2 separate regions of the Mus musculus genome follow, and region 2 is linked to region 1. A link is a loop called in an ENCODE intact Hi-C map of the cell type or tissue named here. Cell type or tissue: gastrocnemius. All regions are shown on one strand.

Region 1 (5,000 bases):
ATAGATGTTAACAGGCATATCTATATTATTGTGCATGTAATAGAAATATGGGATCTGTATAGATTCACAAAAAGGCCCATGATACACTAATGCAGTCAACAAGCAAGTTTGCTAGGCATGGTGGTGCATACTTACAATCCCAGCAATTGAGGGGAAGAGGCAGGAGGATCACTGACTTCAAGGCCAGCCTGGGCTACACATTTAAAAAAAGGAAGTTCAAATCGTTGAAAAATGTAACCACCAGAATGGATGGCAAAGGAAATAAATTACATTATGCATTTTTAAAAAGCCAATATAAATTATTTTACTTACAGATCCTTCTTCCCAAAAACAGAGATGAACAATAGTGGGGAAGTCAGGTTTCTACAAAGAGAATGAAGGATGCTATAGCAATGGAACCATGGTTATATGACAACTAAGTAGACTTGTACACATAAACATGGGTGCATATGCAAAGCTCTACAGAGTATAGCAATTTCTAGGTTTTGATATGGTTAGAGGAAAAATGTTACTTGGTTATAGTTACAATGGACTTGTACTTTTTTCTCTTGGTAACTTTATGAAATCACCAACTCAAAAGATTAAAAAGGATTGGGTATGGTAGTATATAGCACTAGGGAGACAGAGATCGGTGCCCATCTAAATTTGAGGCCAAGACTATACAGTAAGATCTGTATTAAAAAAATAATACTATACAGAGAAACCCTGTCTTGAAAAATCAAAAAAAATATATTAATAATAAAAAAATCCCAAGTTGCTCTGCATCTGTAGACCCAGAAACTCGGGAGACTCGGTCAGGAGGATCAATTCAGTCCATAAGTTCAACAACCTACACAGACCTACTCAAAAAAGTTGTGTGCACAGGTGGTGGTGGTACACACCTTTATTCCAGCACTTAAGAGGCAAGAGGAAGGCAGTTCTCTATGAGTTTGAGGCCAGCCTGGTCTACAGAGTGAGTCTGACAACATCTAGGGCCACACAGAGAAAACCTGTCTTGAAAAACAAACCAACAACATTAAAAAAAAAAACAAAAAACCAAAAACGGTGTTTTTAAACAAACTTTAAAAAAAAATTGCACTGTTTGTATCCATTTAGGAGTTCCAGGCTAAGGTGGGCAATATAGACGAGCTCAAAAAACCAAACAAACAGAAATTTTCCTGTTAACAGTTCTAGTAAACATCTTTACTTCACACGTCCACTCACAGAATCCAAATTCTAAAAGAAAACACTCTTCTTTTGGGAAATGGTCTCATCTATCTCAGGCTGGCCTCAAATTTGCATGGAAGTTGACCTAACACTTCAGATCCTACTTCCACTTACAGAATGCTGTGAAATCAAAGGCAGGCTCTATTCTAGAGCAGTGGTTCTCAACCTCCCTTACACTCTTTAATACAGTTCCTCATGTTGTGGTGACTCCAACCATAACATTATTTTCATTGTTACTTCACAACTGTAATTTTGCTGTTATCATAATACAAATCTCTGATACTCAGCCTCATGAAAGGGTTCTGCAACCACCACAAGGGGTCATGCCCAACAGGTTGAGAATGGCTATCCTAGACAGAAAGTAAGAAAACACCCCTTGTACAACAAAGCTCTAGCCAAGTACCTCAGCCTTAAGACTCATCAGTTTGTAGTTTTACAGCATTTAAATCTAAAAGGTGCAAGGTATGGTGGCACTTGCCTTTAGTCACAGCACTTGGGAGGCAGAGGCCAGTAGATCTCGGAGGTCAAGGCCAGCCTAGCCTATACAGCAAGTTCTATGGCTATATAGTGAGACAAACAAAAAAAAAAAAAACCCCACATTTTACAGAAGGGCAGGGAACCATGCCTGTAATTCCAGTAGCTAGGCACAGGGAGGGCTGCTGCAAGCTTTAGGCCAGAAAAAATAAAAAACAACCCTGAAAATAGACCGATTATGCACATATGGAGCCTCAAACAGTCTCTTTTGGCCTTCTGAGTCTAGGTCTTACTAACTACATCAGCAAAGATTTTCCTGCCTCCACCTCTTAATGTTGGGATTACAGGTGTGAAACAAACGCCTAGGTAGGGTCCCAAGTATTCCGTATGAGACAACTATTAATCAATCATGTTTGCTTTAATAAGATACTGGTCGAAGGGGTCACACTGGTACATAAATTACATTTTCTCAGCTCCAGGACCAAGTAAGGATAGAGCAGTCCGGTATCCATAATCTTGAAGGGTTAGGACCATTTCTTCGAGATGTTGAGATGGTCTAGCTGGTCTGCAATGTATCTATGCTTAGGGAACTTGGAAGTGGCCGCTGCCTTGATGGCTTCAAAAGCCTGGGCCCGTCGCTCCGCGGCGTGGCCGCACTCCTGCTCTGCTGTCATGTAGGGCATGCTGAGCCAGTAGTGGTTCTCGGCCTCCACCTCCAGGCGACGGATCATGCTCTCCTTCGCTTGGAAAGACACGGTACGCGGCCGCCGGTGCTTCCCGATCCACTGCCTGCCCGGAATGCGGCCGCGGAGGAGGACAGCGGTGAGGAACATGGTGCCTCCTGAGGAAATGACACGAAAGCCGCGGTCGCTGAGCCCCGGACCCGGGAAGCGAGCAACCGGCGTGCCAAGCTTGCGCCCACATCCCGCGGCCGAATCCAGAGCACGCTCGGCCTCTCGCCGGAAGTGAGTGGCCGGGAGCCGACTACACTGCAGGATATGGGGGTGGGGGCTCCCCGAAAACCCACCTCGCGTACCAACCGGCCCGGGACACGCTCCCCTCGGCGCTCCGCGTCCCCCGACCGATGCGGCGGCGCGCTGCTTCCGGTCTCTCTGGGGCCCTGATGCTAGAGTTCCGCTCTCGCGAGAGACGCCTTCTGCGCCTGCGCAGGATTCAAATGTGTAGCGCGTTCGTTCGAGGGGACTGGAGGTCAGCAGTCGGCTCGGCGGCCCTCAGCATGAACCCCATCCAGAGTTTCCACTGTAAGCTGCGGGGTCTGGCCACCACGCTGGACAGCGAGACGGCCCGGCTGCTGAGAGCGCTGGACGGCGAGGACAGCGGTGAGTGGGCGCGGGCGGGAGAGTGCGGTTCTCAGCGGGCGGTGTCGTCCAAGGGGCGTAGCTGATCTGTGATGGAAACTGTGCGGACAAATTCTCCTTGTGGCCGCAGGCGAGCGGGTGGTTGGGTGTTTGTTAACAACATCCAGTGGCAACTGTATTAAGACGCACTAAAACCCTGTTTTCTGTACGTGTAAAGTCATTTCGTCTCACTCGAATGGGCCCCTATTGAAGCAAGCATCTGCATTTTCTCCACTAACACTCTATTTGAAGTACAAATACTCGGCACTGCTGTTTTTTTGTTTGTTTTAAGATTTGTTTATATATGTATATGAATGCTCTATTTGCGTGGATGCAGGCACGACAGAAAAGGGCAGCAGATCCCATTATACATGGTCGTGAGCCACCTTGTAGTTGCTGGGAATTGAACTTAGGACCTCCAGAATTGGAGCCAGTATTCTTAGCCACTGAGCCATCTCTCCCGCCTCTTGTTTTATTTTTTAATAATAAAATTAAACATCATTTCTAACTTGTACTAGAGATTTTTTTCTTTTTTCTTTTTTCTTTTTTTTTTTTTTCGAGACAGGGTTTCTCTGTGTAGCCCTGGCTGTCCTGGACCTCACTTTGTAGACCAGGCTGGCCTCGAACTCGGAAATCCGCCTGCCTCTGCCTCCCGAGTGCTGGGATTAAAGGTGTGCGCCACCAAGCCCAGCCTGAGATTTTTTTAAAAAGTTGCAAGGTCACGGAGTGGCGTCCGCCATGAATCCCAACACTCAAGAAGCTGAAGGAGGTAGATTTTTGCGAGTTCCAGGCTAGCACCTGACCAATCAACCAGGCTTAGTGAGACCCTGTCCAAAAAAAAAAAAAAAAAGAAAGAAAGAAAAAAAAGAAAAAAAATCGATGCAAAAGTAGTTCAGATTTTGAGATTATCATAAAATGTCATAAATGTAATCTGTCTCGCACCCAGTAGGTCGAATGTAGTGGCACTTGCCTTTAATCCCAGCACTCTAGAAGGCATAGGCTGGCAGATCTCTGAGTTTGAGGCCAGCTTGATCTACAAATCGAGTTCCAGGACATCCAGGGATATACAGGAAACCCCTGTTTTGAAAAACAGAAACAAAGCAAAAATTGCACCCCGTAGACACAGATTCCTCTTACTTATAACTAACTCTCCATTTGGAAATGTTTTGGAGACTATAAAAGTAACATGTACTGTAGGAAATTTCAAATACAGAAAAGTAAAAAGAGTATATGTATTTTCTATTTAATTCGTAACAGACATCACTTACTGTTGTAGCTTTTTTTTTGTAACTGTTCTTATTTTAGGGAATTAAAATATGCTTTATTTGTTTATGTTGTTGAGCTAATTCGGCATACTATACTAAAGTTCATTAGTATTTCAACTGTATAAAAGTTCTTTTCACCAAGTGTTTGTTAGTCTGTAGTCTCACTAAAACATTACCTCTGCACAAACTTCATTTACTTTTTGTTTATTTGTTTTACAAGAAAATGTTGTAATAATTCTTTAATAAGTAAAAAAAAAAAATACAGGGAGTATTGCCAGCGTCTTCACTTTCAAAACTGTTCTGACTAATTTTATGTCAATTTGGCACAGGCTGGAATGGTCTGAGAGTGGGGAGCCTCAGTTGAGAAAATGCCTTCATAAGGCTGGGCTGCAGACAAGCCTGGAGAGTATCCTCTTAATTAGTGAGTGATGTGGGTGGTGCCATCCCTGGGCTGGTGCCCATGGTTCCATACGTACAGGTTGAGCTCATAAGCTGCACCCTTTTATGGCCTCTGCATCAGTTCCTGCCTGACATCCATTGATGATGAGCAGTGATGTGGAAGTATAAGCCAAATACATACCCTTTCTCCCCAAGTTTCTTTTGATTGTGGTGTTTCATCACAGCAGTGATAACCTAAGACAGTGACTATAGTGTTAAATCACTAAATGAACTTAATACATTATCTTTGAGATAATTT
Region 2 (5,000 bases), 51 kb before region 1:
CCATAATACATCTGAGATTTTAGTTGTATTCATACCTAATGTTAGATAAGCAATAAGATAGTAAATGGTGGATTGCCCTAGGGGTCATAGCATGTACCCAGACCAGTTCAGTCCAGACTGGCTCTTCAGTTATTCTTACTTAGATATATTAGGAATACATTTGAATAGAAACTAAGTTTGTTTAGTTTGAATGTGGGGAGGGTCAGTGATTGCTAGGTGTACTTTTAGGAGAGGAATGCACAGGTGAAGGAACTAGGCTGCAAAGTGCATTATTACAAAATGTTGTACATAACCCAAACCAAGTACACTCCTAGGCTAAATAACCTGGGTTTGCCTGCCTCATTATCCATTTGTTCCAGGAGATTTTTGACTCAGCTCTGTGTGTCATCAGCAGTGATGATGTGAATTCTGATTTGCATAAGAGTTTGTTATTGTATCTGGTCCTTTAGCTCTAACAGTCTAACTAACTTCTCCCTCTTCTGAAATGTGCTCTGAGCCTTAGCTGTAGAGTTGTGTTATGTATTAAAGGACGAGCACTCCATGGTTAGTTCTTCTCTGCATCTTGACCAATTGTGGCTTTCTGTAATTTCCATCTCTTAGATCCATTCATACATCATATACTCTTTTCCTAAATAGGTATGATCACTGTGCATCAGTTAAAAGGAGATTTGTACATGTGTGTGTAGGTCAGAAGTCACTCTTGGCTGTCTTCTCTCAGGAACTGTCCAACTTTGTTTATATTATGTCCTTTCTTCCCATCCAACCATGTCCAGCTGTGTCTACTTATTACACACACACACCCTACCCCATCGCAAATACCACTGATTAGGCTAGGTTGCCTGGCCACCCAGGGATCTGCTGTAACCATAGACTCAGAATTAGACTGCACGTGCTCACCTCCAGCACGCTGATGCTGGGGATTAAGCACATATCCCTGCATATTTGCAGCCAGTGCTTTACCAACTGAATCATCTTCCAGGCTCCAAGAAACTTATGTTGAACACAGTTTTTAGACAGAGGTTGGTAAGGTGTGCTGTAGTCTAATAAAGAGAATAGTCCTGTTTTGCTGTAAGATGAAGGAAAGCACTAAAGAGCTCTGTCAACACACCTGAAGTTTAAAGAGGTCTAAAAATTTTAAGTAATTATATTGTTAAAGGTTTATGAAAATGAAATTAAGATAAATATTCAACCTGAAATCAACTTCATGTGTAAAGTATGTTTATTTTAATTTTTTCTTCTGTTCTAGGTACTATTTCCAGAACAGGAGAGAAAGGTAAGACTCTTCATCTTAACTTCAAGTGGACTTCAGTTGTAGCCGTGTTCTTTTTAGTTAGTAGTGAATAAAGTGTTTTTGTTTTCCTAAAAGGGAATACTTATCTTAAAAGTAATTAAAAGGAGAGAGAACTCTGTTTCTTCCTGGTATACAGTATCTTAAATGGTTAGCATAGCCATGGTTTTGTAAGGCTCCTAGTACTTTACTCTGTGTAAATGCGTGCATTTTTGCCTTGTGTGTTCTTCAGAACTGTCTGTTTCAGCTCCAGTCGCAGTCTTCACTGGGTTGAGGGAGAGCTTTCATAATGCCTAAGTGCTACGAGTGGTTCCATTGTTCATGTGTGTGTTTAAAATAGCACATTACTAGTCACAGATACGTAACCAAATCACCAGACTTGAAATTTGTATTATTAGATCAAGGGAATAAAAGAGTTTATAATGAAGCCGGGTGTGGTGGCGCACGCCTTTAATCTCAGCACTTGGGAGGCAGAGGCAGGCGGGTTTCTGAGTTCGAGGCCAGCCTAGTCTACAAAGTGAGTTCCAGGACAGCCAGGGCTATACAGAGAAACCCTGTCTCAAAAAACCAAAAAAAAAAAAAAAAAAAAAGTTTATAATGGCCAATCAAATAACACCTAGAGGGAAAGATCTTTTCTAAAAAGACTTTCACTAGCATTAAAGAAAACTTTAGGAGTATCATTGAAGTAAACTTTCAAAAATAAATTAGATTTTAACATGCAAAAATCCAGAAGATTTTAAAACAGCTGAACAGTTAACACTTATTAACATTGATTTATTTTATTTTCTCTTTGGTTTTTCAAAACAAGGTTTCTCTGTGTAGTCCTGGCTGTTTTGGAACTTATAGATCTGCCTGCCTCTGCTTTCCCAGTGCTGGGATTACAGGTCAGCACCAGCACCACCCAGCTTAATATTTATTCTTATTACCAGAAATAGTCATGCCTGATTATTTAAAGTTGCTCTTAAGTCTAATTTTCAGCAATAGAAGAACCATAGATTTGGTCTTGGTAGTCCTGTCTTCAACTCATAATTATTTTATGTATGTTGATAGTATAGATACAAAATGCAGAGAATTTCTGAAGATTTTGCTTTGTATATTTTAAGGCCGGGTCTTTTGTATAGTTCAGGCTTCCCAGAACTTGCTTTGTGTCTTGAACTTGAGATCGACCTGCCTTTGCCTTCAAATGGTAACGTTACAGACAAAGCTGAGTCTCCACATGCCAGTGTCATAGGCATATACCATCTGCTCAGCCTTGACATTATTTTTCAAAGTTCTCATATGTATTGATATTCTTGAGGGTTTTTTTTTCTCAATTTATGTATTTATTGTGTATAAGTACACTGTAGCTGTCTTCAGACACACCAGAAGAGGGCGTGAGATCTCATTGCAGACGGTTGTGAGCCTCCATGTGGTTGCTGGGATTTGTGTTCATGGACGGTAGAAATTTCCTAAGGGAAATGTAAAGTAAATGTTAGAACTGTTCAAGATGTGGCTAACCAGTTTATCTTTGAAATTGTTTAGCAAATGCTGTTTCTTCAGGTTTTAAAAATTACAGCATTCCAAATCTAGTCAAATTGTTGGAGACATAGCACAGTGGATCACACTAGAAAAGCCACTGGATTCTTTCCAGTGTCGTTGAGTAAAACTTGGTCACTTGGAGGGACAAAATATAGCTAGTTTCAAATCACTACCACCCTGAGAGTTCTTAGTGTCTGTGTATTGATGTTCTCTTTCTGTAAAAAGTTTCTGTAGGATTTTGAAGTAATCATGCATTTTACTACATGTTAGTCATGTGAAAGGTGAAGTTACTTTGTAGTACATAGTTAATTTTGTTAAAAAATTAACAGTTGAACAGTTTATGTTAGTCTTAGTTGTCAGTAATTAAGTTTAAAGGACTTTGGTGTTATCGTATGCCTTACAGCTGTATAGTTGTGTGTAGATGAAGAATGCTGGCTTGATGTGGGCAGAAGTGAATATGGGGTGAAAGAGAAAGAGAAGGACCCAAATTCATTCCCAAAGAAAACACAATGAAGCAGTGTTTTTTGAGCCCACTGGGTAGACTGAGATTTGGCCTGGCAGGAATGATCAGCACAGAGAAATGCAGCTTGCTGAAGCCCCAGTTTTTAGTATGGATAACAATATTAGTGGAAGTGAAAAGAAAAGAAAGAGCATTTGAAATGTAGAGGAAGCCGTGATTTGTGTTCTATTTTGAATTCAAATCCTAGTTCAGAAGTAGAGATGACTAGTTAAATGCTGGCTGGAAAACTGGAGGAAAACATAATTTCGGTGGAGTGAAGACATAAATGAAGGACTTTAGATTTTTATCAAGCAGTTGTGAATTTCAATTCTGGCCTTAAGATTTCATACAAGTGACATTAAGTAAGAATGAATTTTCTAAGCCTCCTTGTTCACACTCATAAGGTTAGAAAGCAAGCATGTCATCTGCTCAGGCTTTCCATAGGAAAAGGAGCTGAGGCCAGATGTGACTCATGTAACTAGACCCTAGTTACGTAGATACATTGGGGTTTTGCATTTCTTTTTTATTTTTTAAAGATTAATTAGTTAATTAATTTACTTATTTATTATATCTAACTACACTGTAGCTGTCTTCAGATGCACCAGAAGAGGGCGTCAGATCTCATTATGGATGTTTGTGAGCCACCATGTGGTTGCTGGGATTTGAACTCAGGAACTTCAGAAGAGCAGTCGGTGCTCTTACCCACTGAGACATCTCTCCAGCCCAGTGTTTTGCATTTATGAATTTGTCATTTTTAAGTATCTGACTTATTTGAAATGAGGGCTGTAATTGAAGTCTAAGCAAGTGTGAGTACAGAAGAGTGGCCTGTAAAAAGTAAGCTCTGGGGAAGGAGAGGACTTTTGTGGAAGAAATGGCATTTAATCTGACTTTAAAAATGAGTGGAAGTTCAAATTTATCTTCAGAGTGTATATATGGAACACTTCACACCAAAAAGAGTTCATCCCTAGTCCGTGGTTCTCGATTCTTATAAAAGCCAATTCTACTTGTTTCAAATAGAAAGACTATAGAACACAACACAAGGTTAATACCATATCAGCGAGTTGATAGTTGGAGTCCCATGTGTCAAATGTGACCCTAATCTCCTTGGGAAAGATTAGAGCAGAAACTCATGGTAGAAACTTTTTCGTTTCTTATGTTGATTCTAACCTAGACAGAAATTGAGTTATTCAAGTTTCATTATTTTTGGTGATAATAAAAACATTATCTGGGCGTGGTGGCGCACGCCTTTAGTCCCAGCACTGGGGAGGCAGAGGCAGGTGGATTTCTGAGTTCGAGGCCAGCCTGGTCTACAAAGTGAGTTCCAGGACAGCCAGGGAAACCCTGTCTCAAAAAAACCAAACAAAAAAACAAAAACAAAAACAAAAAAAAACCCAAAAAAACAAAAGAACATTTTAACTTTCTATTTCCAATTCCCCCTGGTTCATAGCGATGTGTCCTTTTAAGTAATTTAAAAGTTATTAAAAAATAACATTTAAGTTACAATAATGGCCAGTTATAGGCACACATGTGTTGCACTAACACTCTAGCTGTCCTCACGTAGAAGCAGAGGTAGGAGAGTCATGAATTCCAGGCCACCTTGGACTACATAGTAAGTTCAAGGCCAGCGTGTCAAAAAACTTCAAGAATTCAAACTCAGGGCTGGAGAGATGGCTCAGTGGTTAAGAGCCCTGACTT

Evidence for each region. Peaks named below come from ENCODE experiments on the same cell type or tissue, not always from the same donor. Only the 100,000 strongest peaks of a DNase experiment are listed, where the experiment ranks them.
Region 2: it touches region 1 in a loop (2.3-fold over the local background); 4 of 42 quality-filtered maps call a loop at or near these places.

The regions. Positions count from the first base shown.
Region 1 is chr14:57,824,030-57,829,029 of GRCm38, reverse strand. It overlaps Ska3 (spindle and kinetochore associated complex subunit 3), which reads left to right and starts at 2,867. Exons shown (of 9, transcript NM_198605.3): 1 at 2,867-3,020. The coding sequence starts at 2,918. It overlaps Mrpl57 (mitochondrial ribosomal protein L57), which reads right to left and starts at 2,791. Exons shown (of 2, transcript NM_026401.2): 1 at 2,708-2,791; 2 at 285-2,521. The coding sequence starts at 2,513. The coding sequence ends at 2,205. In gastrocnemius, CTCF peaks have their summits at 1,494 and 2,394; DNase peaks (open chromatin) are centred at 2,428 and 2,821; H3K4me3 peaks cover 2,018 bases; H3K27ac peaks cover 1,626 bases.
Region 2 is chr14:57,874,706-57,879,705 of GRCm38, reverse strand. Zdhhc20 (zinc finger, DHHC domain containing 20) reads left to right here. Exons shown (of 13, transcript NM_029492.5): 2 at 1,247-1,273. Among named protein-coding and RNA genes, the nearest start is that of Zdhhc20, 13 kb to the left of the region's middle. In gastrocnemius, no CTCF peak of the experiment used is centred here; no DNase peak of the experiment used is centred here.